Regions from separate parts of the Homo sapiens genome. Here region 1 is linked to region 2. A link is a loop called in an ENCODE intact Hi-C map of the cell type or tissue named here. Cell type or tissue: gastrocnemius medialis. All regions are shown on one strand. Links, peaks and the distances in the headings refer to the core of each region. The heading gives the core; the rest is flanking DNA.

Evidence for each region. A loop is a pair of places that touch in the nucleus more often than their neighbours do. Peaks named below come from ENCODE experiments on the same cell type or tissue, not always from the same donor. Only the 100,000 strongest peaks of a DNase experiment are listed, where the experiment ranks them.
Region 1: it touches region 2 in a loop (2.9-fold over the local background); 2 of 110 quality-filtered maps call a loop at or near these places.

What each region holds. Positions count from the first base shown.
Region 1 is chr2:48,334,380-48,350,346 of GRCh38, reverse strand. FOXN2 (forkhead box N2) reads right to left here. Exons shown (of 7, transcript NM_002158.4): 3 at 3,596-4,146. The coding sequence starts at 4,132. It also overlaps the pseudogene RNU4-49P. Among named protein-coding and RNA genes, the nearest start is that of FOXN2, 28 kb to the right of the region's middle. RefSeq lists a silencer at 6,001-6,060. In gastrocnemius medialis, for the core only: no CTCF peak of the experiment used is centred there; a DNase peak (open chromatin) is centred at 4,006; H3K4me3 peaks cover 1,512 bases; H3K27ac peaks cover 4,895 bases.
Region 2 is chr2:48,241,152-48,257,118 of GRCh38, reverse strand. It overlaps LOC102724008 (a long non-coding RNA gene), which reads right to left and starts at 3,616. Exons shown (of 3, transcript XR_001739457.2): 1 at 3,463-3,616. In gastrocnemius medialis, for the core only: no CTCF peak of the experiment used is centred there; a DNase peak (open chromatin) is centred at 6,948; H3K4me3 peaks cover 620 bases; H3K27ac peaks cover 3,270 bases.

The DNA of each region.
Region 1 (15,967 bases), core at 3,282-11,281, 93 kb before region 2:
AGAGAACTGCTGCCACTGGGAAAGGGAGTGGTCACTCACTTTTGTCCAAGACCTCCCACTAAGACTAGGCTGAGTTTCTCCACCATAATGGGAATGAGCAGAAAACTGGCTTGAACTCTAAAACAGCACTGTCTAAAAGGACTGTTTATGATGACAGAAATATCCTATAGCTGTTCAATATGCCAACCACTAGCCACATGTGGATAAATGGCAACTGAAGAATGCAGCTCTAGGTCTATCTTTGCCTAAATCTTGGCAGATTCTGTACATCTGTCTTCATTCATAAGGGTTTCTCTTAGGCTTCCTGGCCTGCCTGCAGTCTTCCTCTGGAGCACCAGATGGAGGCCAGTGGAAAAAGACCTAGCTAGTGGATGCAGACTCTTCTTCTTCTGGGAATGTCAGGGATTCTAAGCTGTCATGCTAGCTCACATTTGGTCTTTAATAATTTGATTTAAAATTTGGGTGGCTTCTTTTTCTTACATTCTTTTACGACTGCCATTTCTGTGCTCTGTCAAAGGTAAGAGTTCATATGTTACATCTCACGTCACAGGATGGACCCTGTCACATTTTATTTATTTATTTTTTGAGACGGAGTTTCACTCTTGTTGCCCAGGTTGGAGTGCAATGGCACGATCTAGGCTCACCACAGGTTCAAGCAATTCTCCTGCTTCAGCCTCCCGAGTAGCTGGGATTACAGGCATATGCCACCATGTCTGGCTAATTTGTTGTATTTTTCGTAGAGACAGGGCTTCTCCATGTTGGTCAGGCTGGTCTTGAACTCCCAACCTCAGGTGAACCGCCAACCTGAGCTTCCCAAAGGGCTGGGATTACAGGTATGAGCCACCACGTCCAGCTTATTTTTTTATTTTGAGACAGGGTCTCACTTTGTCATCCAGACTGGAGTGCACTGGCACAATCTCGGCCCACTGCAACCTCCGAGGGTTCAAACAATCCTCCTACCTCCATTTCCTGAGTAGCTGGGACTACATGTACCACCACGCCCAGCTAATTTTTTCTAATTTTAGTAGAGACAGGGTTTTGCCATGTTGCCCAGGCTGGTCTCTAACTCCTGGGCTCAAGCGATCCACCTGTCTCAGCCTCCCAAAGTGCTGGGATTACAGGTGTGAGCCACTGCACTCAGCCAAAGTTGAATCCAATGTTTTTCGTTTTGTTTTGTGAGACAGAGTCTCCCTCTATCTCCCAGGCTGGAATGCAGTGGTGAGATGGTTCCTGGCATTAAAGAGTACATTTTGCTACTGAAAAATGCAGCTCTAGACTCTATATTGAGTAGATGGAGAGACTGTCTGCTCCTGGGGGAGGCACAGAAAGACTCACACCTGAAGCACAGGCATGCAGAACCTGTTTAAGACTAATGCTGGAGAAGAATCAAGGATCCTACTCTGCCCCATCCAAAAGCCTTGCTCCAAGTAACAAGCAATAGCAATCTAGTGCTGTAGGAAGGGCAACAGAGAGAGCTATCTTACCTCTCTCCCAACCTCAAATGTGGCACAAGCTAGAAGATGAAGTTGTAGCAGTAATGCTGAGACAAAAAAGTCATCTATTGCTCCAGGCCTCACTTTAAACACAAAGTATTGGCAGTCCATCTCTGTAGGAGTCTGAAGAGTGTGGTGTACTGATGGTAATTACTGCAACCACAAACACTCAAAACTCTTCTCAATTACTAACTAGACTGACCAATACCTGTTCACACTAACAGCCTAACAGAGTAGAGGCATGCCTATTTCTGGGTAGAAATATTACATACTTCCGTCCCTGCCATTCTTTTGCAATGTCTGATATTCAATCCAAAATTATAAAATACATACAAAAACAAGAGATTAAAACAGTCAGCAAAACCAGATCCAGAGATGGACCAGATATTGAAACTGACAGACATTATATAATAACTATAATTAATATGTTTATGGATCTAGTGGGGAATTTTAGCAGAGACAGAAACTTTTTTAAAAGGAAAATGAAAACATTAGAAATTAAAAACATGAAGAAGTCCTTCATTGGGGCTTATCAGCAGAATGAACACAACAAAGAAAAACGGTGAACCTATAGAAAAATCAATAAAAATTATCCAAACTAAGAGAGAAAGAGTGGAGGAAAGGCAAAGCAATCAAGAGGTAAGACAAATAGCAAATGGTCTAATATATTTTTACTTGGAGTCCTAAAAGTAGGAGTGAGGCAGAAGAAATATTTGAAGAGATAATGAGCAAAAATTTCCTAAATTTAATGAAAGGCAATAAACCATATATTTAAGAACCACTGAGAACCCAAAGCAAGATAAAAATAAAGAATAACACATCTAGGCCCTCTATAGTCAAACTGCTGAAAAACAGTGATAAAGAGAGAAAGAAAAAATACTGAAGACAGCAATTAAAAAAAGAGACATTACATAAAGAGGAATAATGACAGCAGACTTCTCACCAGAAACTATGGGAGCCAGAAGACAATAAATCATCTTTAAAATACATAGAAGAAAAAAATGTCAACCTAGAATTCTAAACCTGCACCCCACAAAAAAGTTTAAAATAACCATTGCCAGCAAAACTGAATAATGAGAAATTTTAAATAAACTTCTCCAGGCAAAAGGAATTAATCCAATAGGGCATCAGGTGCCAAGCAACTTTTTCTGTAAAGAGCCAGTTACGTGAAATGGTATAATATTATTTGAAGGTGGACCAATGATAAATTAAAGATGTATACTGAAAACCATATAGCAACCACTAAAATACATAAATAATCAGGCAATAGTAGAGATAAAATTGAAGCATAAAACACACACACACACACACACACACACAACACCTCGGCTGGGCACAGTGGCTCACACTTGTAATCCCAACACTTTGGGAGGTCAAGGTGGGTGGTACTTGAGGTCAGGAGTTCCAAGACCAGTCTGGACAACATGGCAAAACCCCATCTCTATTAAAAATACGAAAATTAGCAGGGCGTGGTGGCACACACCTGTAGTCCCAGCTATTCTGGATGCTGAGGCATTAAGAATCGCTGGAACCCAGGAGACGGAGGTTGCAGTGAGCAGAGATCGCGCCACTGTACTCCAGGCTGGGTGACAGATCGAGACTGTCTCACAAAAAAAAAAAAAAAAAAAAAAAAGCACCAAAACACCAAAACCAAAAGTGAAGAACACCTCATCCCACAAAAGGCAGGAAAAGTGGAAAAGAAAATCAAATAAATAGCAAGGTGATAGATTTAAACCCAACCATATCAATTTCATTAATTTAAATGGTCTATACTTTGATTATAAGGCAGAGATTATCATATTGAATAAAGAATCAAATGCTGATAGTTATAGGAACACTACAGAAACTAGAAACAAAGAACTAAAATAATAAAAAGACTAATCTAGGTACCTATAGTGGACAAAACATAATTCTGCTAAATTTATATCAATATTTAAGAAATTTTAAAACATCTCAAGTGAAAACAAATGAATATAATTCAGTTCAGCTGAAGTAATTTGACTTGACTACTTATTGTCTCCCCGATTTCCAGATATTTTAAGGGCTCCATGTTAATTAGTCCCCCCACCTCACCAAATATAGCAATGTTCATAAACACTGACCTTGCCATGGCTTCTTTCCACTTTCTGAAAACATTTATTCAGGGACAGATTATGTCGAACAGAATTCTTCCAGCCTGTTGGTGCAGTAGCAAAATATGGAAAATGGTCCAGAATCCAGCTATAAATTTCTTTGACAGGCAAACATTTATTTGGAGAGTGCTCAATGGCCATATAAATGAGAAGACTAAAGGAGTATGGGGGCTTTGAAGTCGCTGATTTTTTTTCTGGGTTCTGGTAGCAAGCTGGTCCAAAGGATGGCACATCATCTCCCTCTATGTCATACAATGGACTAACAATTGGAAGACCCTCACTTCCGAGGCTGAAGTTTGTTAGAAGATTAGTGCTTTCATGAAGCCAGTTCAAGTTTGTGAGTTCATCATCTGCTGACTCACTGTCCACTAGAGTGGCCTTCGGCCTGGCAGCATCAACAGCTTCAGGCAAGCTTCCCATTTTGTAAATCTGGCTTAATCCTGCAATCTTTTCAGCTCCTGGGGTTTCAGCTCTCTTATCTGGAGTCATTCCAATTACTGGACCCATTTACTCTTACAGTTCTGCAACAAAGGAAACAATTATCAATGTAATACTTTAGATTCTTAAACTCTGGGAAAAAGAAAATACATATGTAAATATCCCCAAATCAGAGAAATTTTGCAATCAATTGTCCCACATAATATTTAAGCACAACATTTGTATAATGAAGATACTAATGGTTATAATACAAGGAAAATAACTTATATTAGTTGAAATGGCTGTAAATAAAGTGCAGCTTTATAGGACCAGGTGTATGGGTGATATTAACACAATTAAATAGTGTATTTTAAATACTTAGTAAAGTACCTAGCCCACACTAATCACCTAATAGGAAGTGGCTATTATTACTTAAAGTGGACAGGCTATTTCTTTGAACTATAAGACTTTATACGTATCTTAAGAATCTATGATTTTACTATATACAAATAGTTGAATCTTGAAAATAATAAATTTGAAATATTTAAGCAATATTTTAAAATAAACCCTTTCCTCAAATCTCAAATATTTACTATAAAAAGAAACTATGTATACTATTTTTACAGCACGTCATACTAAAAAGAGATAACATTTTTATTTCATTATTTATTTTGAATCGACAAATAATGATTATATATATTTATGGGGTACAATGTGATATTATGATACATGTATATATTGTGAAATGATTAGATCAGGCTAATTAATATATCCATCACCTCATATACCTATCTCTCTTTGTGGTGAGAACATTTTAAATGGTCTTTTAGGAATTTTGAAATATACATTATTATTAACTACAGTCATCATGCTATGCAATAGGTCACTAGAACTTACTCCTCTTGTGTAACCAGAACTTTGTACTCTTTGACTAACATCTCCCCCTTCCCTACACCCTCCTCCTACCCCCACCACCCATATCTGGTTACCAACCATTCTACTCTATACTTCCGTAAGTCTAACAAGATAACACTTCTTATTCACTAAATTTATCATTAGCTAAATTAAATTCACTATAAGTTATCATTTCTTTTTAAAATCCCAGTACTTTTAAACTCTGCATTCTATATCATCTCAAGTACTGACATTTCAAGGCTGGCATTCTCTTAGTAAGGTATGAACTGTCCCTGTACTTTCAAGGAGAGCGAAAAATAGCTGTTACTATTCTTTTTTCATTTCTATTTTCTCAAATTATTTTTGTTTTGCACTTTAAACACCCTTCTATTCAAAAACTTTATCATGAGACAATAACAGACCAGAGAAGAAAGCAACAGGCTAATGTGCTATTTAATTAATTTTCAATGGCTCATAAAGATAACTCATTTCTAAATTCAGTGAAAAACCGACTATTATCCTATTCAACCCACTTATGCTTGTGTAACTGAAATAATTGGGGGGGGGGGGTACCTCCAGAGTTTGTTTTGCTTAAGACATAGATGGCAGGTTACTTCAAGAATTCTGAAAACCGGCTAATTTTATTTCTACTTTTTATGTCAGTTATGTAAAAGAGAAAACTAGTTAATTTTAGATGTAGAACAGTTTATCTGGATTCTGGGAGCTACCACCAGAAGTAGTTAGCCTCAGAGCACTCCATTAGCAACAGCCTTAGATAATACTTTAGTGCCCAGGCATTGTGCTAAACAATTTACATATGATATCTCAATTAACTGTCAATTAAACCCTATAAGGTAGGCACTATTATTAATTCAACTTTATTGATGAGGAAAATTAATCAGAGAGGTTAAGCGTAAGTGGAACTGTCAGAATTTAAATCCAGGCAGACTGACTCCAGAAACAAAACTCTAACCACAATATGTGCTGGCAACAGTATGTACACAACACCCATGAGCACCAATGACTCAAATCCTATTCATTTTAAATCTTAACAGCATTCTTTCCATATCCAGTTCTTATCTCTCTCCTGTGCACCCATAACTTGAAACATCACAACACTGTAAAAAGGAAAAGATCAAACGATAACGGATTTGGTTTCTGTTTCAATCTCTTATGAAAACCACACATAAATAAACATTCACATATATGAGCACACAATGTATTTCAGAACTGATATCCTGTACTATGTAAGTGACCAAATTATTCATTTTATCAAAGTCTCTCTATTCATAGAGACTTAAAAACATGACGAATGAGAATTGAATAATGTCTTGCTTCCTTAAAAAACAAACAAAAAACCACTCTTTAGTGTACCCAGTGTTCAGTTAAAGAAGGGAGTGATTAATTTCTAATGTCTCACTTTTGCCTTGTCACTTAAATCTCCATCTATCTTCCATTACATCTAGAAATTAGAAAGTACCAAACAGCAGTGGCTAACATTTGCTGAGATTTTACTACATTACAGATTCTATGTCATAGGCTTTAAAATGCATCATCTCTACTTACTCTGAACTACTCCTTAGTTCAATAAATGCCCTTCCTTTCCAACTGTGAATTCCATGAGGAGGCAAGAGTCTTTTTTTTTTTTTAAAGAGACAGGGTCTCACTCCGTCACCCAGGCTGTAGTACAGTGGCGATATCATGGTTCACTGTAACCTCCACCTCCTGGGTTCAAGCGATCCTCCTGCCCCAGCCTCCCAAGTAGCTGGGACTACAGGCACACACCATGCCCAGCTAATTTTTAAATTTTTTTTATAGAAACAGAGTCTTGCTATGGTTGCCCAGGCTGGTCTCAAACAATTGGCCTCAAGCAATCCTCCTGCCTCAGCTTCCCAAAGTGTTGGGATTACAGGCATGAGCCACCATGCCTAGCTGGGATAAGAGTTTTTTACTTTTGCATTCCTAATGAATCTTTTCAAAATGTTGAGTATGAGTAGACACTCAAATCATAATTATTTCAGATGGAAATGAACTCATAATACAAATTATTTGTCTATTCTGCAAAAAGGTGCACTAACTGCCTTGAAGAGTTAATTTATTTTGGAAATGAATCCTTAATGGTAGGAAACATCCTAAATGGTAACAATAAAAAAAACTGAAATTCATTGTTAATAAGGAAATGGAAATGAAGTAAGCCATTTCCCTAAGGTTCTAAAGCTAATAAAAAGTGGAGCCAAAATTATAAACGAGGCTAAGTTCAATATTCAAATTTCTGGCCATTAGAGTCACTCTCAATCGCTCAAGAAACTTGAATTTTTATCAATACTACTTAAAACAGAAATAGTGAGTTTTATTAACGTAACATACTCAAAAATCAGTCTCCTGATAACTATTGACTAAATTTTCTCATAAGTAATTTAAATGGTTGCAAGTATGTTATTCCTCTGAATTACAAGTTTACAAAAAAATTTCATTAAGATGTAAAGAAATAGTATGGCAGCAAAATATGCCAAAGAGTTACAGAGTGTTAATCCAAGCAAAGTTTAAAAACCAAGTATTGACATTATTAAAAACCAAGTGCTGACATTATCTTAGTAAGGTTTGAACTGTCATTGTGTTTTCAAGAAGGAAAAAAAGCCGTTTATAAACTATCCTTATAGAACACTTTAGAGCACTATCCACTTAGATGAGATCAGGCATGTTCAGGGTGCTATGACCGTAGACAGAGCACTATCCATTTGGAACACCAAGTCCACCACAATGGATAAACAGGCAAATGATCTTTTCTCACATATTAAATACAAATAGCAAACAAATACATAAATTAAAAAATTATATAAAAAACTTATTTTAAAAAATATAAAATAAACAATTTTGGGCAAGGACCTAGGGCCATTTCGGAAAGCTAAATGGAAATGTGTATCACGAATTATTAAAAATTTCATTCTTTGACCCAACAATTCCAAATGTGTCACTTTTGTGAAATAATCTTATGTAGGGAAAAAGATATTCCCTTCCCAACCCACGATGTGTGGAGGGACACACAGATATTCATCCAAGAATTATTAAAGATAATGGAAAACTATAAACAACTTACATTTTCTATAACAGAGAAATGGTAAACTAAAGCCCAACTATTCAATCTAATATTTAGTAGCCATTAAAAATTACTGACTTGAAGAATGTGAATAAATTAAAAAGCTTATAAAAACCAGTGAAAAAGTAAAAAATACATACAAAAAAGAAAACGGTGATTTATATTACTAATTTTTGTCTTTGTTGTTCTATTTCCCAATTTTTCTTTAATGTGCTTATTATTTTTATAGTTTAAAATTAAAACAATAAGCTCAAGGGAGAAAAGGCTGTACTACATTATTTTTAGATGTAGTATTTCCATTTCACACACAAAAATCAAATCTTAAAAAGGTCATGGACTTATCAGAGAGCTCAAGTCAAAAACAGAAGCCACCTCTTATATTCTTAGTACAGCTTGTTCTGTTACAAACCTTTTCCATAACACGAATTAGCCCATTGGTAAATAAGGGAATGATTTTAGTATAATGTAAGTCATATTGGTTTGTACATGATTCTTCTCAGCCTATGTTTTTGTACTACCAAACAACAACAGCTGAACCCGAAATAGGCTAACACAGTGGAAAGCAGCAAGCTGCTGAAAAGACAGTACGGTACACAATTCTCATTCAACCCATGTTCTTCCTCTTGGCACAGCTTGGCCACATGCTCTTTCTTGGAAGTGTTTAATGAGCTCTTCTTTCCAAATCTTTATGCATTTTACCCTGGCATCCATCATCCTGTAGCTTCAACCCTTCCTTGCACAGTGTTCATGTTCTTTTTAAAATCCTAAACTGACCATATTACTTGTTTGTGACAAATTTCATATATGTTTTAATATATTCTAGTATTCTCATTAAGATTTATTTTTGTTAGCATTCTGGTTACAAAGCTGCATATTTTTCACTTTTGAGTGAGTTGGCCCATCAGCTGTGCACAATTTTAGTGTGTTCAGGAATATATAAATATGCAATATTACTACAAAAAGATCTGTATATTTCACAATAAAATCAAGAAAACTTTCTATTTTATTTATTTTAAAAATTATAGTCTTATGAGAAACTACATCTTAAAATGAAATGAAAACATTCACTAGCACAGCATTAATAATATGCATGGTCAGTTTGCTTCATAAAGCCAAATGCATAAATAAAAGGAAACCTGGGCCTATGATGTAACATTTCTTTTTATTACTCCTTTAAGAACAGTATTTCAATGAACCACATAAAATTGTGATACATAACAAATATTACTCAAAAAAAAGGCCAAAATAGTATGATGTGGGATTTAAAAAATGTATTCTAATTTTTAGGAGTATAACTAGCTTAATCCAAGTAATTAATACAACCACTAATAAACGAATTTCTAAGCCAAGACACTGCTATCCAAAAAAGTAGATAAATGTACTATACACTTTAGCAAAGTACACATTTGTGTTAAGGCTCCCATCTTCTACATTCTAAAAAAGAAAAAAAATTATTCACGAGGAGAATTTTAAAAGTGGAGAGTTCAAGCTTTGTGCAGTAGCAGTATCGTAGCCAATGAGGTTTATCTGAGTGCAATTATTGCTAATTGGAAACTTTTCCCAATACCCCACTGCAATTACTTGCGATATAGTCAGCACTGGCAATTTTTGACAGTCTCTATGGAGACATCAATAAATAAATAAATAAAATAAGAAAAATGAATAAAAATAAAAGTGGAGAGTTCAAACCAACCCAGTACAATCACTCTGGAACCCATCTAGAGCTTGACTGTGTGCCTGCCATGGCGGTATCTTGAGAAGAAGGCTTCGGATTTAAATGTACTATTTTTTTTTTCACAGTTGTGCAGCTCATGCATCTCCTAAGGTGTCTAACAGAGATTTGCACATCTGCATATTACGTTCAATGTTATAGTGATATCCTACTCTAGGATAAGAAATATAAAATTATGTATTGGAATTCTCTGATCATTTCCCAAAAGGTCATAGGAGAGCATTTTTGCTTAGGTTGGTATTAACATTGGTAAGAGAGAAATGCTTCAGAGACTACATAAGAAAAGGGAAACAAAGCCACAGAATTTTCAGCATTACCTAAAACATAATATGCTGCATTACAGAGAATTAGATGTGTCACAGTGATAGCCATTTTTGCCCAAAATAACTAAGAAACCTACTAAACACAAAATGTTGATTTAACCAATCAGAATTTTGACTTACTTTTCCACACTTTTAACTGATTAAAGACCGAGTTAACAAAAGGTTTTTTCTTTATACTTTTCCCAGATGTTAGAATCCTTAAACATTACTTAGCCTTCCACATTTAAACATCACATAAAATTAAATTATATGGAAGACATTCTGAGACTTGTTTTTTCCCCCATCGAATTCATTAACATTATTGTAGCAGTAATTCATTTTTACAGAGACTAGTATTCCATTTTATGAATATTCAATAATTTCTTATACTTTTAAGGAACATTTAATTGTTTATGTTTGGGGCTATTACAAGTACTACTGTTATAGAAGTCTTTGTTCATATCACCTGGTATACAAGTGTCAGAAATTTCTCTTGAGTATACATCTAAAAGTTGAACATATGTCAAGAAGTAGAATTATTTGGTCACAGAATAGCCTTCAACTTTAATTGATGACAAACTGCTTACCAAAAAATGCTGAATCAGTTACCACTAACCAGGAGTGTATATACCAAATGCTTCATGTACTTGCCAAAATTGTTTTTGCCAATCTGATGACTACTGTATTAGTCCGTTTCTACACTGCTAGAGGGACATATCCGAGACTGGGTAACTTATAATGGAAAGAGGTTTAATTGGCTCATAGTTTTGCATGGCTGGGGAGGCCTCAGGAAACTTACAATCATGGCAGAAGGGGAAGCAAAAATGTCCTTCTTCACATGGTGGCAGGAGAGAGAAGTGCTGAGCAAACTGGGGAAAAGCCCCTTATAAAACCACCAGATCTTGTGAGAACTCACTATCACAAGAACAGCTTGAAGGGACCACCCCCATGATCTAATCACCTCCCACAAGGCCCCTTCTCAACACTTGGGGATTACAATTCGGATTACAATTAAAGATGAGATCTGGGTGGGGACTCAGAGCCAGACCATATCAACTCTGAAACTGCATCTCCTTGCAGTTTTAATTTGCATTTCCCAGGCTAGTAACAGGGCAGAAGACCTTTTTATTCATTCATATATATCTGTATATGGATATATAGAATATGAATGTATAGATATATATGAACATATAGCTATGAATATATATCTATACATATGCCATTTGGATTTATTCTTCCATAAAGTATCTATTGAAGCCTTGTGCCCATTTTTTTATGGGTTTTCTTAATGATTTGTAATGTTTGGATACTAATAACTTATATGTGATGCAAATATCTTTCCCCAGTAGATGACTTGTCTTTTCAATCTCTTTATTGGTTGCTTTTAGTAAGAAATTTCTTTACTTTCATATGGTAGAATTTATTAACCCTTTTCTTTATGGTCTACAGTTTGTTTTATAATTTTTGCCTTTTACATTTAAATCTTCAACTCACCAAAAATGTATACATGTATTTTTTATCCAATTTCATCTTTCACATATAAACATAAAATTGTTCCAGCACCATTTATTAAAAATTTCAGGCCAGGCGCGGTGGCTCATGCCTGTAATCTCAGCACTTTGGGAGGCAGAGGCGGGCGGATCATGAGGTCAGGAGATTGAGACCATCCTGACTAGCACGGTGAAACCCCCTCTACTAAAAATACAGAAAATTAGCTGGGCCTGGTGGCGAGCGGCTGTGGTCCCGGCTGCTGGGGAGGCTGAGGCAGGAGAATGGCGTGAACCCAGGAGGCGGAGCTTGTAGTGAGCTGAGATCGCGCCACTGCACTCCAGCCTGGGCGACAGAGCAAGATTCCGAGATTCCGTCTCAAAAAAAAAAAAATGGCATCCTTCCTGTTAGGAGAACCTATCCACCATCAGTCCTTAGCATCCCTGCACACTCTCACCTGTTAAGAATGCAAGGCCTTTTATCTGGGCCATTTCTCAGTTTTTTGTTTGCTGCAAGCAAACCTGAGGTATGATTTAACATCTCCTACTAAAGAACAGGCCAACTTCCAGCATTTCTTCTCTGATCGATGAGATATCGAGAAAACTTTTTTTAGTTTCCATGTGATAAAGGAAGTTTTTTTGTGTTACCTATTTCTAACTTAACTGAGTTGGTATTATAACAGTGTATAGGGTATCAATTCTCTGAAATTTGTTGAAACTTGTTTCATGGCCCAGTACATGATTAATTTTCATAATGATTCATTTGATGTTTCTATGGTGCATGGATGAAATATATGTCCATTGGATGAAGCTTGTTAATCGCACTGTTTAAATTTTCTGTATTCCTACTAATCTTTTTTTGGGGTCTGCTTTCTATATCAAATACTAAGGCAGATATATTACAATCTCCTGCTATACTGGAAAAACTTTTCAATTTTTTCCTTGTACATCTGTTAATTTTTTGCTTTATTTTGTGGCTATGGTTATTAATTGCATGTAACTTTAAAACATATATATTCCTGCCAAATTAGCCATTTCCCATTATGTATCAATTCTTTTTGTCTTTAAGTCTATTTGAAATTATATACTAGCTTTCTTTCCATTAATATTAGTCAGGCAGCAGCCTAAGTGTCCATCAACGAAAGAAATGGATGTGGTGCATATACACACGAAAAAGAATGAGATCAGGCCAGGCGTGGTGGCTCACACCTGTAATCCCAGCACTTTGGGAGGCAGAGGTGGGCGGGTCATTTGAGATCAGGAGTTCAAAACCAGCCTGGCCAACATGGTGAAACCCCATCTGTACCAAAAAAAAACCCCACAAAAATTAGTGGGGCATGGTGGTGTGCACCTGTGGTCCCAGCTACTTTGGGAGGATGAGGCAAGAGAATTGCTTGAACCCGGGAAGTGGAGGTTACAGCGAGCTGAGATCACACCACTACACACCAGCCTAAGCAACAAAGGGAGACAACTCCGTCTCACTTTAAAAAAAAAAAAAAAAGAGATCCAATCATATGCAACAACATGGATGGAACTGGAGATCATGTTAAGTGAAATAAGCCAGACACAGAAAGACAAACGTCGCATGTTCTCACTTATTCATAGAATCTAAAAATCAAATGAATTGAAATCATGAACGTCTAAGAGTAGAAGGATAGTTACTAGAGGCTGGGAAAGGTAGTGGAGGATTAGTGGGAGGGAGGTGGGGGTGGTTAATGAGTACAAAAAAAAAAAAAAGTGAATAAGACCTACTATTTGATAGCACAATAGGGTGACTATAGTCAATAATAACTTATTTGTATATTTTTAAATAACTTAAAGAATGTAATTAGATTATCTGTAACTCAAAGGATAAATGCTTGAAATGATGGATACCCCATTTTCCAGGATGTGCTTATTTCACATTGCATACCTGTATCAAAACATCTCACGTACCCCATAAATATATACACCTACTATGTACACACTAAAATTAAAAAAAAAATTGCCAGGTGTATGTTTTTCCATCATTTTACTTTCAACATTTTCCTTTGTTTCCTTGTAGTCTCTATCCTAAACCCCATATACATGAATATTGTTTTTAAAGGCATACATGTATTTGGATTTACTTCTACCATCCTTTTTGGTATCCTGCTCTTTCCATGTTAATTTTTCTCTTTCTTTTTTTGCCTTCTTTGGAATGATTCTTTTTTCTCATTCCATTTTTTTTAATCCTCTACTAGTGTGGAAATTATATACATATTTCTATCACTGAAATGTCACCTTATAAATTTTGATATATACTTCTAAAAATCCAGTTATCTTTAGTCTGCTCGTAAATAAATAAATATATATACACACACACACACACACACACATATACATATATATATATTTTTTTTTTTGGAAACTGAGGCTTGCTCTGTCACCCAGGCTGGAGTGCAGTGGCACAATCTCAGCTCAAAGCAACCTCCCCCTCCCAGGTTCAAGCGATTCTCCTGCCTCGGCCTCCTGAGTAGCTGAGACTACAGGCGTGCACCACCACACCCGGCTTTTTTAAAAAAATATTTTTGGTAGACACTGGGTTTCACCATGTTGGCCAGGCTGGTCTTGAACTCCTGACCTCAAGTGATCTGCCCACCTCGGCCTCCCAAAGTGCTGGTATCACAGGCGTGAGCCACCGTGCCAAGCAACAATAAAAAGTCCTTTAAATGCTAGCTCCAATCACCTTCTCCTGGTTTATAATACAGCTTTTTATTTTTTATTTTATTATTTTTTTTTTTTTTGAGACAGAGTCTTGCTCTGTCGCCCAGGCTGGAGTGCGGTGGTGCGATGTTCACTCACTGCAAGCTCTGCCCCCTGGGTTCATGCCATTCTCCTGCCTCAGCCTCCCGAGGAGCTGGGACTATAGGCGCCTGCCACCACGCCTGGCTAACTTTTTTCTATTCTTAGTAGAGATGGGGTTTCGCCGTGTTCACCAGGATGGTCTCTATTTCCTGACCTCATGATCCGCCTGCCTCAGCCTCCCAAAGTGCTGGGATTACAGGCGTGAGCCACCGTGCCCAGCCAATATAGCTTTTTCTTAACTTCATAAGATGCTATTATTATTTATGGAGTCCACTTTTATTCACCTATATAATTGTCACCGTCTTTGATCATTTCTTCTTAAATCTCAGATTTTCTACTTCTGATCATTTACTTCTGCTTAAAAAATAGTCTGTCACTGAACTTTCACATTTTATTTGTATGAACATGTTTTTGCTATAGAATTCTACGCTGTTATTTTGTCTTGCATATCATTTCATAGTCCACTACTATTTCCATTACTGTTATCGAAACCTGAATATTCCTTTGGAGGTAATCTGTCTTTTCTCTTAAAAATGTTCCCTTTATTAACCTCTTTTATATTTTCCAATTTCTTGTCTATCTTGTGGTCTAAATTTCTTAAGATTTACCTTTCATTATGCTAACTTTTCAACAGCATATTTGCTTTTATACCTATCCACTGAATTTTAATTTCAATTACTATTTTCATTTCTAAAACTTCTGGTTCCTTTTCAACATGTTTGCTCTTTTCTTCATTTTTAAGCCTGTTACTGAACATATTAAACGTATTTGTTTTCTATTTTACATCTGATAATTCCAAAACGTGAACTATTTGCACATCTGACTCAAATGATTCTCTTATATTGTGCCTTTTTCCTTGGATGGCCTGTAATTTTTATTATAAGCCACTTATTTTCATTAGAACTTTACCAATGGGAATTCTTTGATAATGATGATTATATGTTAGGTTTTATCAGGCCCTTGGGAGTAGTAACAGCCCAGGATCATTTTAAATTCTTAAGGTTTAGTGTGAATTTATGCTGCAAACTAGTGTGAGAGCTGGTTTGTGGTAGCACATTTTCAGTGACATTTTTTCGATTTGCAGTAATATTCTAGAAGAAAATTTCTCTGTAGAAACCCTGGGGGCATAAAGGGAAATAATTTCTATATCACTCTTATAAAGGTACAGTACAATGGGGCTCCAAATTAATGAGGAAGACTATTTCCTGCTAAATGCTCCATCTTGACTGGGTCTAGGCTTTGCTTCCTGATCCCTGAGCCCCACAAAGCCATGAACAGAGAAGCTCACCTGATTTGGCAAATATCCTCAAAGCAATAGCCAGATTCAGAATTCAGCCTGGCCTAAGTACTCTCCCCTTTGCGCCAGAGCACTGATGCATTTAAGATTTTATTTTATCCAGCATTTTAGGTTGTTTTCAGCAGAAAGCTGAAGGTACTTGGTACCTTGATCCAGGTACGTGGTTCACCATGCTGCTGGAAACAGATGTTTACATTAGTTTCTGATGACAACGTCACTAAAGTACATTATCCTTTATTTTAGCACATAATTTCTTATGTTTTCCTTTCTCCCTCAGCACACTTGAGAAG
Region 2 (15,967 bases), core at 3,158-11,157:
ATGGAATTTGGTTGCTACAGAAAGCCAAGGAGTAAATACTTAATAATTTTACTTTTTAGAAAACGAAGATCCCCAAATCTGCTGTTATGATGAATAATCTAAGAGCACAATTATAATCTGAGATCTGAACCAGGTCAGTTTGGATTTCATAGCCTATACTTTCCTCTTCCCTATATCATAACTCTCTGGAGAAACAAGTGAGATGCCTGATATGAAAACACTCTAAGAATAGTTTATATCTCTTTGTATTCTTTGATACTATGGTAAGAATTGTCCCCTGGCTGCAGAGGATTGTCAATAAATATTACTTCTAATTGAGCCACTAGTGTAGTAGAAAGAGCGTAGACTGGTATTCAAGCCTTGATTGTGGGGCTCACTATTCAGCAGCTCTGGAAAAGTCACTTTAGGTTCAGTGAACCCCTATTTTTCCCTCAGGGATAATTAATTGTCTCTTACGCATCACTCTGCACAAGAGCCAGGCTCTAGCTTAAGCACTTACAGTATTACCATATTTAATTCTCACATCACATAGATAACAATAATAGATAGTTATATTTTCCAGTTGGAAATAGGCTTAGGGAAATTACATAACTTGCTGAAGGTCACCAAGCTCCTCTACTTACAGCTTCAGACATCCAACAGCTTACTCACTATCTCCATCTAAACATTAAATAGGCACCTCAAACTTTATCTGAAAAGCTCTTTCTTTAGTCACTCATTGCCATACCTGTTTCTCAGTCATCCATTTCTCAGACCAAAACCTAGAACCATCCTTGATTTCCCTTTCTCCCAGTCCCTGCTTCCAGTCCTGCCCCATCAATCAGTCCATTAGCTAGTCCTCTGAGCTCTATCTCAAAAATACATTACTTATTCAGCTACTCCTTGGTAGCTCCACTATTACAATAACCCAAGCCATCATCATCCCTTACCTGGGCTCCTGTAATAGCCCCATGCTTCTGTGGCATCACACCTCTCCTAGCCTCCTCCCTACAGGAGAGAAGACAGAGCCCAGAGTCTTCGTGCTCCTGGTAAAACCCTCATCCCTTCCTCTCCCACCAGAGTTATGGTCTCACTGCCACAGTCTACCTGGGAGACCATTGCTGCAAGTCTCGTCCTGCCCTTTATCCTTATATGTGTGCCCTGTATTGCCACAAGGTAGGACTGTATGCCCATAATGCTCTGTATATTTTTTCACCTGATCCTATTTCCTTCCCCTCCATAACACAAGAACTTTCACTGTGCTCCCTGGAATGTGCAGTTCACCATTAGCAAAATTTCCTATACTCTCTTCACCTTCTCGGCCTAACTGAAAATTAGCTGTCTGCGGGGGCACTGCTTCCTTTGCAGTTCTCTCAAGAGGTGGCTGCTTTTCTGTCACATCCCATGTTCCACTGGGCCTGGAGGAGGGATGCATAACCTGTGTGTTCCTATTGCTGCTTTAGGACCATTTTCTCTTGCTCTTCCTAAACTTGCACCACCCCTCCCCACAAAATTCGAATCTCTTTGCATTAAACAACTGCCAGCCCTTCTTTTTGCAGCCATCTGCAGATCTTGGACCACTCCACTTCATTCCTTGAAGAGTTTAGCTCTTGTCTCACTGTCATTGTCTCCAAAGGTAATCTTGTCTTAATTCTGAATAATTTCTATGACATACAGATAATCCTTTCCATGCACTGACCTCTCAAGTCTTTGACCTCTGCCTCTCCTCTCCTCCAATGGTCTTGTCTTCCAACCTACCTTAGCCCCCACTGCATGGTCATGCCTTGTCATTACCAATAGCTGCAACTTCTTTTCCATCTCATTTTAAAATAACCTACTCTCTGACCCCACCTCCTAATTTTCCCATGCCATCCCTCTAGTACCTTGTCAGGATTCTACCATTGCATTATACCTCACCTCCTCATTGCTTCACTTCCTTGCTTTTCCACCTTAGTTTGCATGTTTCTTTCCTACAATTACCCTTTGCATACCCACCTAATCTCTTACCTCTCTCTCCTTTCATTGTACTCACCTGATGAAATCCCTCCTGATGATGCCAGCTTTCCAATTCCTCTGAATGAGTATCCACATAGACAAACATGATTGGAAAATATGCTGACTGTGCCATGTTAAATTCATCACCACTGCTATGGATTCAATTTTGTCCCCTCTAAATTCATATTGAAATGTTATTCCCAATGTAACAATACTAAGAGGAGGGGCCTTTAAGAGGTGATTCATGGATTAATAGATGAATGGGTTAATAGGTTATCAACAGATCGGGTCTGTTATAAAAGCCAGTTTGCATGTTCTTTTCCTGTTGCCATGTGATGCCCTGTACCACCTCAGGACTCTCTGGAGAGTTCCCATCAGCAAGAAGGCCCTCATCAGATGCAGCTCCTCAGTCTTGGACTTTCAGCTTCTAGAACTGTAAAAACTGAATTTCTTTTCTTTATAAACTACCCAGTCTCAGGTATTCTGTTAGAGGAACAAAAAACGGACTAAGACAACACCAATCTCAATTAGGTCCTCAGTGCTGCAAGATAATCCTCCTACCCTTCCTTAATATATTCATTTTCCTCATCTCTTAGATGACTGCTTCACTTTTCACATCTTTTCTCAAACCCCCAACACCTCTCCCCCTCCTTATTCTCAGCTGAGGATCTTGCTTCATGTCTTATTAGGAAAGCAGCAAAAAGCCTTAGATGAGAAATTCTGCTACATCTGCCCACCCACCTGCATTTACACCTGTAGGTGCTGCCTGTCCCTCGATAACAGATGAACTGACTACATTCCTAAGGCCAGCCTGTACACTTGAATACCAGATTCCATTCCTCTTTCCCTCTCAAAGACATTCTCATCTTTTTTTATTAATTTTCCCCTCTTGACTGGATCATTTTCCCTGCCATACATTGTTATTTTTCTCAACTTAAAAAGCAAAAACAAAAATACCCTCCAGCACCGCTAGATTCTTCTGCTCCTTTGCATCAAAACTCCTTAAAGGTGTCCTATCTCTATCTGTTTCTACTTCCTCTCCTCCCCTTTTATGGTATTTGTCTATATACCCTCATTTTATTTCTGTACTTAGAGAAAATAAATGTAAAAAAGAGAAAAATGGTCATTAAATGTGACAATTCTTATCTGAGCATTATAAAAAAGTTGATTAAGGTAAAGAAAAGTAAATGCCAATTTTTCCTTTGGATGGTTGAAATAAAAATAATATTTTAATAATAACAATAGCTTATGTTTACTAAGGACTTACTACATACTACACCTTAATCAGGCACTTCAGATGTGTTTTTTCCTTTAATTTTTATGACAAAAACTCTATGAGAATAGTACTGAGTTACTCCAAATTTTATAGATAAGGAAACCAAGGCATACAGAATTCAAATAGTTAAAAGCTATTTTGTCTCAAATGCACTCCAACCAAGCACTCGCTCCTACCGCCCCACTGAAGTAGCTCTTGCAGTCACTACTGACCTCCATGCTGCCAAATCCAGTGGTCCAATCTCAGCCCTCTTTATACTTGACCTGTCTTCAGCACTCAACACAGTTGCTCACTCCCTTTTCTTCAAAACACATCTTTTTCACTTAGTTTTGGAGACTCACTTGCTTCTCCTTTTTAGCTCTGTGGCTGTTGTTTCTGTCTTCTTTGCTGGTTCCACCTCATTTCCCTGACTAGTGGAGTGTCCCAAGTACCCAATGGCCCAATCATTAGACATCTTCTTTATCTATACTTCCCCACTTGGGAATCTCACCCAGGGAGGGTCATGGCTTGGAAGCAATCCAAGCAGGGAGATTCTAATTTATGTCTTTAGCTACACTTCTCCTCTAAACTCTGGAACTTTCTACATATTACAGCACTTGATATCTCCACATGAATATCTGATAGGCATCTCAAACTTGATGTGTCCAAAACCAAATGTCTGATTACCTGCCTACTCCCACCCCAAATCTGCGTGTCCTACAGGATTTTCATCTTAGTAAATGACAGGTCTGTGCTTCTAGTTGTTTAGGCCAACAACTTGGGAGTCATTCATGATTATTTGCTTTTGTTCACACTTGATATCCAGTCTGTCAGCAAATCTTGTGATTCCACCTTCAACATATATCTGGAATATGACAACATCAACTGTATCAACTGTTGCCATCCTGGTTCAAGCCACTATCAATTTCTCCTGGATTATTGCAATAGTCTCCTAATTAGTGATGTTATATCCAGTCTTGCCTCTTCCAATCTTCTTAACAGAGTAAACAAAATGATCCCTTTAAAACCCAAGTTTTTAGCCATTCCTCTGCTCAAAACCCTCTAGTGGCTTCCATCTCATAGGCAGCACATGCTCCTGTCCTCCTGTGGTCCCAAATGCCCTACATGATGGGAACGCTGCCCTCCTCTCACCCCCTTCCTCTCCAAATACTCTTTCCCTCCCTGCTGCAACTCCGGTCACACTGTCTTCCAAACACACCTGGCATGCTCCCACCTCAAGAACTTTGCCTATGGTATTCTTCTGGTCTCTACTTCTTCCCCCAGGGTCCTTCCCTTCCCACCTTTTGTCCTCTGCTCAGATGCCACTGTATTAGTGAGGCCTTCCCTAGCTACCCTATAAAAATTAGTAATGTCCTCTCCCTCCCTTAACCCAAACCTCCCTTTCCTTTTCCCTTGCTCTGTTGTTCTCCATAGCACTTACCACAATTTGATAATTCCATATATTATCTATGTATTTATTGACTGTCTGCCCCTAAGCTTCATGAGAGAGAAATTTTATCTTGTCTACCTTCATATTTTCAGCACCTAGAACTGTGCCTGGCACCTAGTGTTTAACAAACATTATTCGTATAAATAATGCATTAATTGTAGCTTTATTACCATAAAATATTATTACTGATGTTGTTATGTTAGTTCAGATTTTTCCTTCTTTAGGTAGCTAATTTCTATTCACCCTCCAAGACTTCAGTTAGGAATCCCAAAATCCTACAGGTTTTCCTTTGTCTCCAAGGCTGCATTAGTGTCCCCTCTCTAAGCTCCCGTGGGAAACTGAGCACATCTCTATCACAGAGCAGACCTCGGTCAGATGATAATGTCTATTTACCTGGATTACCAGCAGGGCATATTATCTTTTTTTTTTTTTTCTTAAGAGACAGGATCTTGCTCTGTTGCCTGGGCTGGAGTGGAGTACAGGGGTGGTGTGATCATAGCTCACTGCAGCCAGCCTCAAACTCCTGGGCTCAAGTGATCCTCCTGCCTCAGCCACATAAGTAGTTGGGACTACAGGCACATGCCACTGTGCCTGGCAAATGTTTTAATTTTTATTTTTGTAGAGATGGGCTCTCACTTTGTTGCCCAGGCTTGTCTCAAACCCCTGGATTCAAGCAATCCTCTTGCCTTGGCTTCCCAAAGTGCTGGGATTACAGGTGTGAACCACAGCACCCGACCATGGTATGTTTTATCAGGGGCCTCCCACAATGTTTGGCAAACATCAAGTAGATGTTTGAAGGCAGGAAGAAGGGAAGGATGAAGGAAGAAAGGAAAGAGGAAGGAACTAAGGGAAGAATGATGAAAGATAGGCTATGGCTTTCCTTTCAATGAAAAAAAATCAAATACTTAACAAATTTCAGCTAACATACACTTTAGGAATACTGCAGACTTCCTTTTCTCAAAAAAAATTGTGGCAAAATGCACATAAAAATTTACAGTTTTAATTTATTTTATTTTATTTTATTATTATTATACTTTAAGTTTTAGGGTACATATGCACAATGTGTAGGTTAGTTACATATGTATACATGTGCCATGCTGGTGTGCTGCACCCATTAACTCGTCATTTAGCATTAGGTATATCTCCTAAAGCTATCCCTTCCCCCTCCCCCCAATTATTTTTAACTGTGTAGCTCAGTGGTATTAAGTACATTCACATTGTTGTGCAACCATCCACCACCAGAACACTTTTCATCTTGCAAAACTGAAACTCTGTACCTGTTAAGCAATAACTCTTCATTTCCCCCTTTCCCCAGCCCCTGGAAACTATGATTTAACTTTCTATCTATGATTTTGACTATAGGTACGTTTTATCAGTGGAATAATAAAATACGTGTCTTTTTGTGACTGGCATAATGTCTTCAAGGTTCATCCACTTGGTAGCATGTATCAGAATTTCATCCATTTTTAAGGCTGAATAATACTTCATTGTGTGTACATATTTTGCTTAAACGTTTATCTGTCAATGCACACAAGTTGTTTTCACTTTTTGGCTATTGTAAATAATATTGCTATGAACATGAGTGTGCCAATATATGTTCAAGTCCCTGCTTTTCTTTTCTTTCTTTCTTTTTTTTTTTTTTTTCTGAGACAGGGTCTCACTCTGTCACCCAGGACGAAGTGCAGTGGCATGATCTCAGTTCGCTGCAGCCTCGACCTCCTGGACTCAAGCAATCATCCTACCTCAGCCTCCCAAATAGCTGGGACTACAAGTGCATGCCACCACACCCGGCTAAAGTTTGTATTTTTTGTAGAGACAGGGTTTTGCCATGTTGCCCAGGCTGAAGTCCCTGCTTTCAATTCTTTTAGGTGTATATCAAGAATTAGAATAGCTTGACTATATGATAGTTCAATTTTTAATTTTTTGAGGAACTGCCATACTGTTTTCTATAGTGGCTGCACTATTTTACATTCCTACAACAGTGCACAAAGGCTACAATTTCTCCACGTCCTCACTAATAATTATTTTCTGTTTTTTCTTTTTTAAAAAAATAGCAGCCATGCTAATGTGTATCAGGTGGTACAGACTTCCTTTTAAAATCTAAGTACATCTGCAAATAGATGCAAGCCCTCAGCTATAGGTCATTAGCCTGAAAGGTAGCCAGCAGTCCTGAGATGAGCTTCTGGGATTTGTTCACCGGCTGCACTCCCTTTTCTCTGCTGGCTCCCTTGCTGGTTTCTAGCAGAGCCCCACAGACCACTATTGAGCAACTTCTGGGGTGTAAAGTCTCACAATCCCTGATGCCCAGCTGCTCAGCAGCATTAAATATACACTGTGAACTGTACTCTCCTCTCTTCTCCAGCAGCCCTGGTGCTTACTTTCTGTTAGTGTGTGGGGTTGCCTCTCCGTACTCATGGGTCCAACTCCTCCCTAAAATTCCATAGTTCACAGAAGGCAACTGAGGTTTACTTGCAGAAAAGAGATAGCATAAGGACAATTAAGCAGTCTGAGTGAGTTATAAAACAAAATAAAAAGAAAGTGAGGACAGGTTCTGAGGACTTCTTGTAGTGTGGGCTAACAAGGACAAGTGAAGGAACACCTGGCAGGCTCTTCCCGCAACTGCATACCCCAGCATATCAGCCCATCACCCGTGGAGTCCAACTCTGTTCTTAGGGAGCTTTGGTGTGGCCTTGGATTATTTCCTCCATATCACAGACAATTCTAAAAATATTTCCAAAAACTTCCTTATGTGCAGGATAATGGAAGGGAAGCTGTGATTTAAAAATGTTAATTTAACAATGAACTGTTTTGCTTGGCAAGTCAGTAAACCTCATCGTGTCTGTTTTCTCAGCTATAAAATGAAACTCTTGGACAAAATGTCTTAAGGACCCTGCCAGCTCTAAATAATTTTAATTCCAAAACTTTGGGGGACCAAAAAAAAAATCCTTTTACTTTTAGAAATGTTTATATATATATAGTTATATACTTTATCTTGGATATATTCAGCCCATAAATTTTTGAGTAGTCTAATGTTTAAATAAGTGAGTGGTTTTCTAAATATAACTTAGGCAGAGCAGTTCACTTGGGGTTATGCTGGCTGAATTTCAAGTAATCCACCAAGTGGATAATTCACATATGGTCAAGCATTAGAAGGCTCCAACCAGTCTTTAAAAGGCCTGAGAGTCAAAGCAATTCTATCTTATTCTGCACTGTATGGTGACCTGGTTAATACAGAGTAAACCTCTGAAAATGTAGGCTTGAATGTTTGTTGCTGTTTGTCGTCTGCCAGAAAATTGTAAATTTGCGTGTCTGCATTTGCAGAGAGGGCTGTGACTTCTCAGTCATTTGCCCTCTTAGCCATCAATTTTTCTCTTCTAAAAGCACAGCCAAAAATGTCACTGGATTAACTGTAAATATGAAAAGCTGCCTCAGAAGCAAATATAATACCAAGTGCTCAGTGGTACTCAAAGGATAAATTTCCCACGTTTCACTCCCTTTTATTCATTTACTCACTGTCAAATTCACATTGCAAACAGTGTAAAAAGAGACAAAATTCAGAATTGTCATCAGCTCCCAGAGGATCACCAGGATTGAAAGGTAAAAAGCCTGTTATTGCTATGGGCCAGGAGCTGTTTTAATGGCTTTCCCAGCCTGTTGAGAGTCATTTCAGGATGCTGAGTCAAAGAGAGTGAAACTTGGAGTGACCCAGCTGTTAGTCTCTGGCATACCTTTTAACTGATGTCACCAGGCATTTCTTAGAGAGTAGAGTAAGCCACTGTTCTTCTGCCAGTCATGTTCATTTTTGTCAGTTTTTTAAGTAAAAATATTACTTTATAGAAAATAATCCTTAATAGCTACTCATTCAGTCATTCTATATTCTGGATAAACTTTAAAAATAAAGTTAAACATGCTGCCCATGACTTGATGTGTGTTTTTTGTTTGTTTGTTTCTGTTTGTTTGTTTTGTTTTGTATTTGAGACAAGGTCTCACTCTGTCACCCAGGCTAGAGTGCAGTGGCATGATCTTGGCTCACTGCAAATTCCGCCTCCAGGGTTCAAGTGATTCTCCCACCTCAGCCTCCGAGTAGCTGGGACTACAGGCACATGCCACCACACCCAGCTAATTTTCGTATTTTTAGTAGAGACAGGGGTTTCACCATGTTGCTCAGGTTGGTCTTGAACTCCTGTCCTCAAGTGACCCACTTGCCTCGACCACCCAAAGTGCTGGGATTACAGGTGTGAGCCATCGTGCCCAGGCTGATGTGTAATTTTTTTAAATGTGCCAGTAGTTAGTACAAACAGAAGAGAATCTCCTAGATAGTTCTCCATTTTTAAACCACTTAACACTCATTTTAGTAGCATTCAGTGTATAGGATAGATACAAATAAAATGAATTACTTTAATGATTCTAAAATAGGTTTGCAGTTTCTGTTTGAAAATTTTTATTATCAATTGTATCAGTTCAGGAAACAAACCACTCTGCTATTAAAATAGGCAGAAGAGCATTTAAAATAGGGAATTGGGTGCTTTCAAAATTGCTGGGGAGGTTGTTAGGAGTGTGTCTGTTCAGGCTGCTATAACAAAATACCATATACTTGGTAGCTTATAAACAACAGAAATTAATTTCTCGTAGTTCTAGAGGCTGGGAAGTCCAAGATCAAGAAAGACCATCCTTCATATATGGACATCTTCTCACTGTTTCCTCACATGGTGGAAGGGGCTAGCTAGCTGTCTGGGGTCTCTGTTATAAGGACACTAATTTTAATAGTGAGAAGTGTGCCCTTATGACCTAATCACCTCCCAAAGGCCCCACTTGCTAATACCATGACCTTGGGGGTTAGGATGTCAGTATATGCATTCCGAGGGACACAAATATTCAGACCACAGCATTCAGGCCCTGCCCGCCCCCCCCCCACCCGCCAAAATTTATGTCTTTCTCACATGCAAAATGCACTCATTCCATCCCAGTGGTCCCCAAAGTCTTAAATAATTCCAGCATCGACTCAAAAGTCTGAAGTCCACATTCTCAGCTAAATATCATCTAAATCAGATATGGATGAGACTCAAGGTATGATTCATCCTGAGGCAAATTGCTTTCCAGCTGCAAACCTATGAAATCAAACATGCTATATGCTTCTAAAATACAGTGGTGGAATAGACATTTCTCCCTCTGTTCCAAGAGGGAGAAATAGGAAAGAAAAAAGGCGTAACAGGTCTCAAGTAAGTTTGAAATTCAACAGGGATAACATTAAGCCTGAAGACTCAAGAATAATCTTCTTTGACTCAATGTTCTGCCTCCTGGACACACTGAGGTAGGAATTGGGTCCCTAAAGCTCTGGTTGGCCCTACCCTTATGACTTTGCTGGTCACAGTCCACGGTGCAGCTTTCAAGGGTTGTAATTGAGATTCCTGAGGCTAGAAGCACATGCAGATAGTTCTACACATCTGGGGTCGCAACTGAACCCTGACCCCACAGCTCCACTAGGCAGTGTCCTAGGGGGGATTCCCTTTGTTGGTCCTGCCCTTGTCATGGCCCTCTGGCTGGGCTATGTGGGCTCCATCTTTGGGAATCTAGGTGTAGGTAGCCATGCCCACATGACTCATGTACCCCATGCACCATGGGAGATGGCACTGTGAGGATGCCACCAAGGTTTACCATCTGTGCCCTCGAGCTCACACCACATCTAGGGTATCAGAAGAGGGCTGCACCAGATTGCAGAAAGAAAACCACTGGGGCAATGCCAGGGTGAGGGCTCCCTGGACCCCTCCTTTGAAATCATTCTGTCCTCAGTGCCTTTTCATTCTGGGCCTGTGATGGAAAAGGCAGCAGTGATGATCTATGAAATACCTTCTGGGTCACTTTTCCATTGTCTCGATAAATAGTACCTGGCTAATGAATACTAACCTCTTTATTAAATGATGGCCACATCCTTGGTGTTCTCTTCTAACCATGCTTTCTTATTTGTTACAATATAGACAGGCTGATAATTTTCCAAATCTTTATGTTTTTCTTTTGAGAAGAAATTTTGTTTATTTCTTTATTTATTTTACTTTAAGTTCTGGGATACATGTGCAGAATGTGCAGGTTTGTTACATAGGTGTACATGTGCCATGGTGGTTTGCTGCACTTATCAACCCATCACCTAGGTTTTAAGCCCCATATGCATTAGGTATTTGTCCTAATGCTCTCCCTTCCCTTACCCCCCGCCCACCCCAATAAATTATATTTTTAAATTGTGTTTCTCTCTGTATGTTATTATGAGCATTTAAAAGAAGCCATGCTGTGCCTTCAACATTTTGCTAACAAATTTATTTCATTAATTTTCCTATTTTATCACTCATAAGCTCTACTTTCCACAAAACACTAGGACACAATAGCCAAGTTCTTTCACACTTTGTAACAAGGACTGACTTTCCTTCAGTTTCCAGTGTTCCTCATTTCCATCTGAGATCTCATCAGAATGGCCTTTACCATCCATATTTTTACCAACATTCTGATCATGACCACTTAAGGATTCTCTAAGAATATTGAAGCTTTATCTACAGCTCTCCTCTTCTTCTTCTGAGCCCTCACCAGAATTCCCCTTAACAGTCCTTTCATGGTAATACAGTCTTTAATCTAGGATGAACCTCCAAATTCTTCCGGTCTCTACTATTACCCAGTCCAAAGCTGCTTCTAGAATTTACCTATTTGTTATAGCAGCACTCTCGCACCTTGGTACCAATTTTGGTCTTAGCCTGTTCAGACTGCTATAGCAAAATACCATAGATTGGGTAGCTTATAAATAACAAAAATTCATTTCTCACAGTTCTGGAGGCTGAGAAGTCCAAGATCAAGGAGCCAACCAACTTGGTGTCTCGTGAGGGCTCACTTCCTTCATAGACAGACATCTCACTGCATCCTCACATAGCTAGTTAGCTCTCTGGAGTCCCTTTTATAAGGACACGAATCCCATTCATGAAGGCTCTACTCTTAAGACCTAATCACTCCCCAAAGGCCCTACCTCTTAATACCTAGGATTTCAACATATGAATTTGGGAGTAACAAAAACATTCAGACTATAGCAGAGTCAGGTGGACTTGGCTCTTCCTAATGACAACTAGAATATCACCACTGAACTGTCCTGGCAGGGGGGCACCAGAGTCAGAAAGGTGGGAAATCTGGCACCCCCTCTGGAACTTTTGAGTTTAAGAGGACATCACAGAGGCTGAGATTCAGGGATCAGGAAGCGCCACTGCAACTGCATCTTGACGTCTGTGTAGCTAACCTCTGGACACAGGTTTTGCAGAAAACCCCGATAATTCCATGACTATAACTGGCAGCAGCAACAGCCAAGAACACAAAAAAGTGGTGCCTGTCTCTCTGTTTTCCAAATCTTGCACAATACATCAGATGGGTGCAATCTATTTTATATCCAGAACCAGCTGCAAGGGAGCATGAGATGTAGAAGTTTTTCTTTCCCTTTTTTTTAAACAGCAATAATCATTAATTATTGTTATCATGAGCATCACATAGGCAAAGCACATAATACAATGACAATGTATCTAACTTAGTTTGCAAGGGTCAGAGATATTTTTCTCCTATTTTTGCATCATAACTCTCTTCTATACTTTGCCTTTTTCATTTAATAGAATAATTGGATATTATGCTATATCATTGAATGAGGAGTTTTTTACATTCTTTTTTAAATGACTACAAAGTATTCTATGGTATGAATGGACGTAATTTATTTTACCATAAGGCTAATCAGGGCTATGGCTTCTCCAGGATACTCGGCACTTCTTCCGCATGTTACTGCAAGTGGAACCCAGGTGGCTCCAGTAGTAGTCGTGGGTGGCCACGAGTGAGCCGCTGGAGGGGCTGGCTGCCTTGCTTTTGCTTGTGAGCTGGTGGAAATGCAGTGGCGATGCCTTGCGGACCTCTGCTGGTGATCACGGATGGCAGTGACAGAGACACTAGGCCACTGAGCCCATTTACTAGAGGAGACCATGGCCGATCGCACCATGGCACCACCAAGACGTGCACGCTGGGTCATAAAATCATCCTTTTGAATGGCTAATGACTGAATATGGTAAAAAAAAAAAAAGAAGAAGAAGAAGATAGTGGGAAGTAAATTTTCTTCATATCTGCTTCCATAATCCATCCAGAGATATTCAATATATATCCAAGCACATAGACACACGTATACATATACACCCACACACAACATGTACACATGCATATTAATATGTGGGGGAATTTCTCTTCTTTGGGCAGATTTAAATGTTTTCCTTTATTATAGTCTTTGAGAGTCAGGAGAGTTTTGCTAAGACAAAGAGAGACCCCAGGCTTCAGTGTATCCTGTGTGTTAGAAACGTCCTTTGTTACTGTCTCATCATTTCATCTTTATTGTCCATGCACGGGTTTTCACTATGCCCATGAGTTACTGTGGAGGCAAGGACAGCTATGGTCATGGGCCCTCCACTGTCCTTGGCCTCACATTTTCTAAAAAGATCTCTACTTTGTGTACAGCAGTCATCTTGGAATCCACCTTCTCCATAATTTGACAGATTCCCTTTGTCTCTCTTCTGTGGTGAAGCTCCTGTTTCATGCAGCCCCATATATTCTTCCTTCTTGGTTTACTCCCTTCATTTTTAATATTTATTTATTTTAGAAGCTAGGTCTCACTCTGTCTCCCAGGCTGGAGTGCAGTGGCACTATCATAGCTCACTGCCGCCTCCAACTTCTGGGCTCAAGTGATCCTCCCACCTCAGCCTCCCAAGTAGATGGGTCCACAAATGTAAGCCACCATGTCTGACTAATTTTTTGTATTTTTTGTAGAGGTGGGATTTCACCATGTTGCCGAGACTGGTCTCAAACTCCTGAGCTCAAGTGATCCTCCTACCTCAGCCTTCCGAGTAGTGGTGACTACGGACACAGGCCATACACTTCACTGGATGGAAGACATTCTCCAGTAGTTTTCTGAAAAAGAGTATGCAGAAGTTAAATTTTCTGAGATCTTGGTTGTCTGAAAATGTCTTTATTCTACCTTCCTGCTTGATTGGTGCAGTAACTAGATAAAGAATTTGAGATCAGGAATGTTTTGCCTTTAGAATGTTGAAGGCTTTGCTCCATGATGTCTAGTTTCAAGTGCTGCTATTGAGAAATCTCAAGCTATTCTGATTCCTAGTATGTGACTGATTTTTTGGTAGGATTTTCATTTTGTATCCAATGAAATTTCAAAATGATATGCCTTTGTATGAGTCTAATTTTCACTTATTCTGTCGGGCATCCAGAAGGCCCTTGCAGTCTAGAAACGGGTAAATTCTCTCGAATTATTCATTACTTCTTTCTTCTTCTCTGTTATTTCGATGTTGGATCTCCTGACTGGGCTCCACTTTTCTTCTAATTTCTCTTCTATTTTCTTTCTTTTTTTTTTTTTTTTTTTTTTGCTCTATTTTCTGGAGAATTTTCTCGAATTTATATTCCACATTTCTAGTGACTTTTTTCATTGCTGTTATCACGTTTTCAATGTTTAAGAGCTCTTTTTTTGTTGTTTTTTGAATTTTTTCACAGCACTCTATGTGCAAGATCTTCTCTTGTCTTTCTGAGGATATTAATATACTTTTAAAAATATATAGTTTATTTTTCCTAAAAGGCTCTTTGTTCTAAGTTGTCTTTTTTCTATTTGTTTGTTGTGATGTTCATTTTCCATGTTAGGGTCTTTCCTCAGATGTCTGGTAATCCTTGGTTTTCTGTTCATGATTTAAAGTGAGGAACTAATTTTCTCGGGTGTTGGAAATGTTCCATATCCTGGTAGGGATGTGAGTTACATGGGTGTACACATTTGTCAAAACTGCTTAAACTGTATACTTACAATCTGTGCATTGCACTACTGTATAAATTATACCTTAAAAAACCCACCCAATTTAAAAAAAATAAAACTAAAAACAAGTGAGGAATGAAAACACTAGAAGCTCTGAGCAAGTGAGTGGGCCTTACCAATCTAGAAATTTACCTTTGGCCCATCTGGGTGAACCATTTGTTGGTACAGAACCCAGCCCTCAGTGGGGCCTGACATTCCCCTGTCCTAATACTCTCTTTTTCCTTCAAAATGAGTAAACATCCAGGCTATACTAGGATACAGGAGGACAGTTCCCCAGCAGTATCGAGTGGGGGAAGCAGCTTTAAGGGCTTCACTACTTCTCAATCATCTTTCACCCAATCCTCCTTATATCAGCATGATGCCCCTTCACCACAATTCCATTGTTACCTGGTATAAATAGTTGTTGAAACTTTTGAGACTTTTGCAATGTAAATTGATTTGTTTCTTTGCTTTCTTCACTGCCACTATCCAGCTTCTGAAATATTGTTGTTCTTGTCTCTACTCTTGTTCACCCAGTTCCAGAGGGATTACATCTTTTTTAGAAAATAAATCTCTTTATTGTACCTTGTGTAGGATTTCAAGAGGAAGAGAAATAAGATGTGTATCCAATCTACTACCTTAGAATTCAGGAAATCAGAAATGTGGTTTTAAGCTCTCCAGCTTCTGCAATACAGGAAGATCCTCTATAAGGAGTTTGGAATCAATGCTAAAAATGACCCACCAACACTAACATATTCCACTCCTTTGGCCAGTTAACATCTCTACATATCCTTCTGTCCATACTTTAATTTCTAAACAACAGTAGCAATCCAAACATGCTCTCACCTAACAAAATGCCATGATCCTTTGTGCAAATGAAAACATGCTCAGTATCTCTATTATTGGTTATTATCTATAATTATGTGTGTGTTGAGTGGTTTCTGCAACTGATCATGAGGCCACAATTTGTATTCATAACTTCCTTCCTTTGTACCAGCAATACTGCTGTTTGGGGTTCATTTTGTCTGTTAATTCAATTAGTGGTTGGACTAGACATTTTGAACTGCCAAGAAGAAAATTTCAAATAAGTCTTCCCTATCCTTCATTATTTTCAAATGCAGATCTCCAGCCTTCTGGCATTGCAGGGATAGTTTTGATATTACTGAAAAGAGAAAAGCAAAAAAGGGTCATGTGTTGCACTTTTCTGTGAAGATGAGGGTCCCAGGTGAAAATCACAGCTAGACACCTGAGCACTTTTAAAAAGTTAAGCAAATATGGATTCATTTACTGATATAAGGAAGATGGACATGCCTTGGATTCAAGGCCAGCAAGTGGTAAGGTTGCTATGTTTGTTATCCAAGTTAAGAAGCCTGACTGATATGGTTAGGCTTTGTGTCCCCACCTAAATCTCATCTTGAGTTGTAATCCCCATAATCCCCACGTG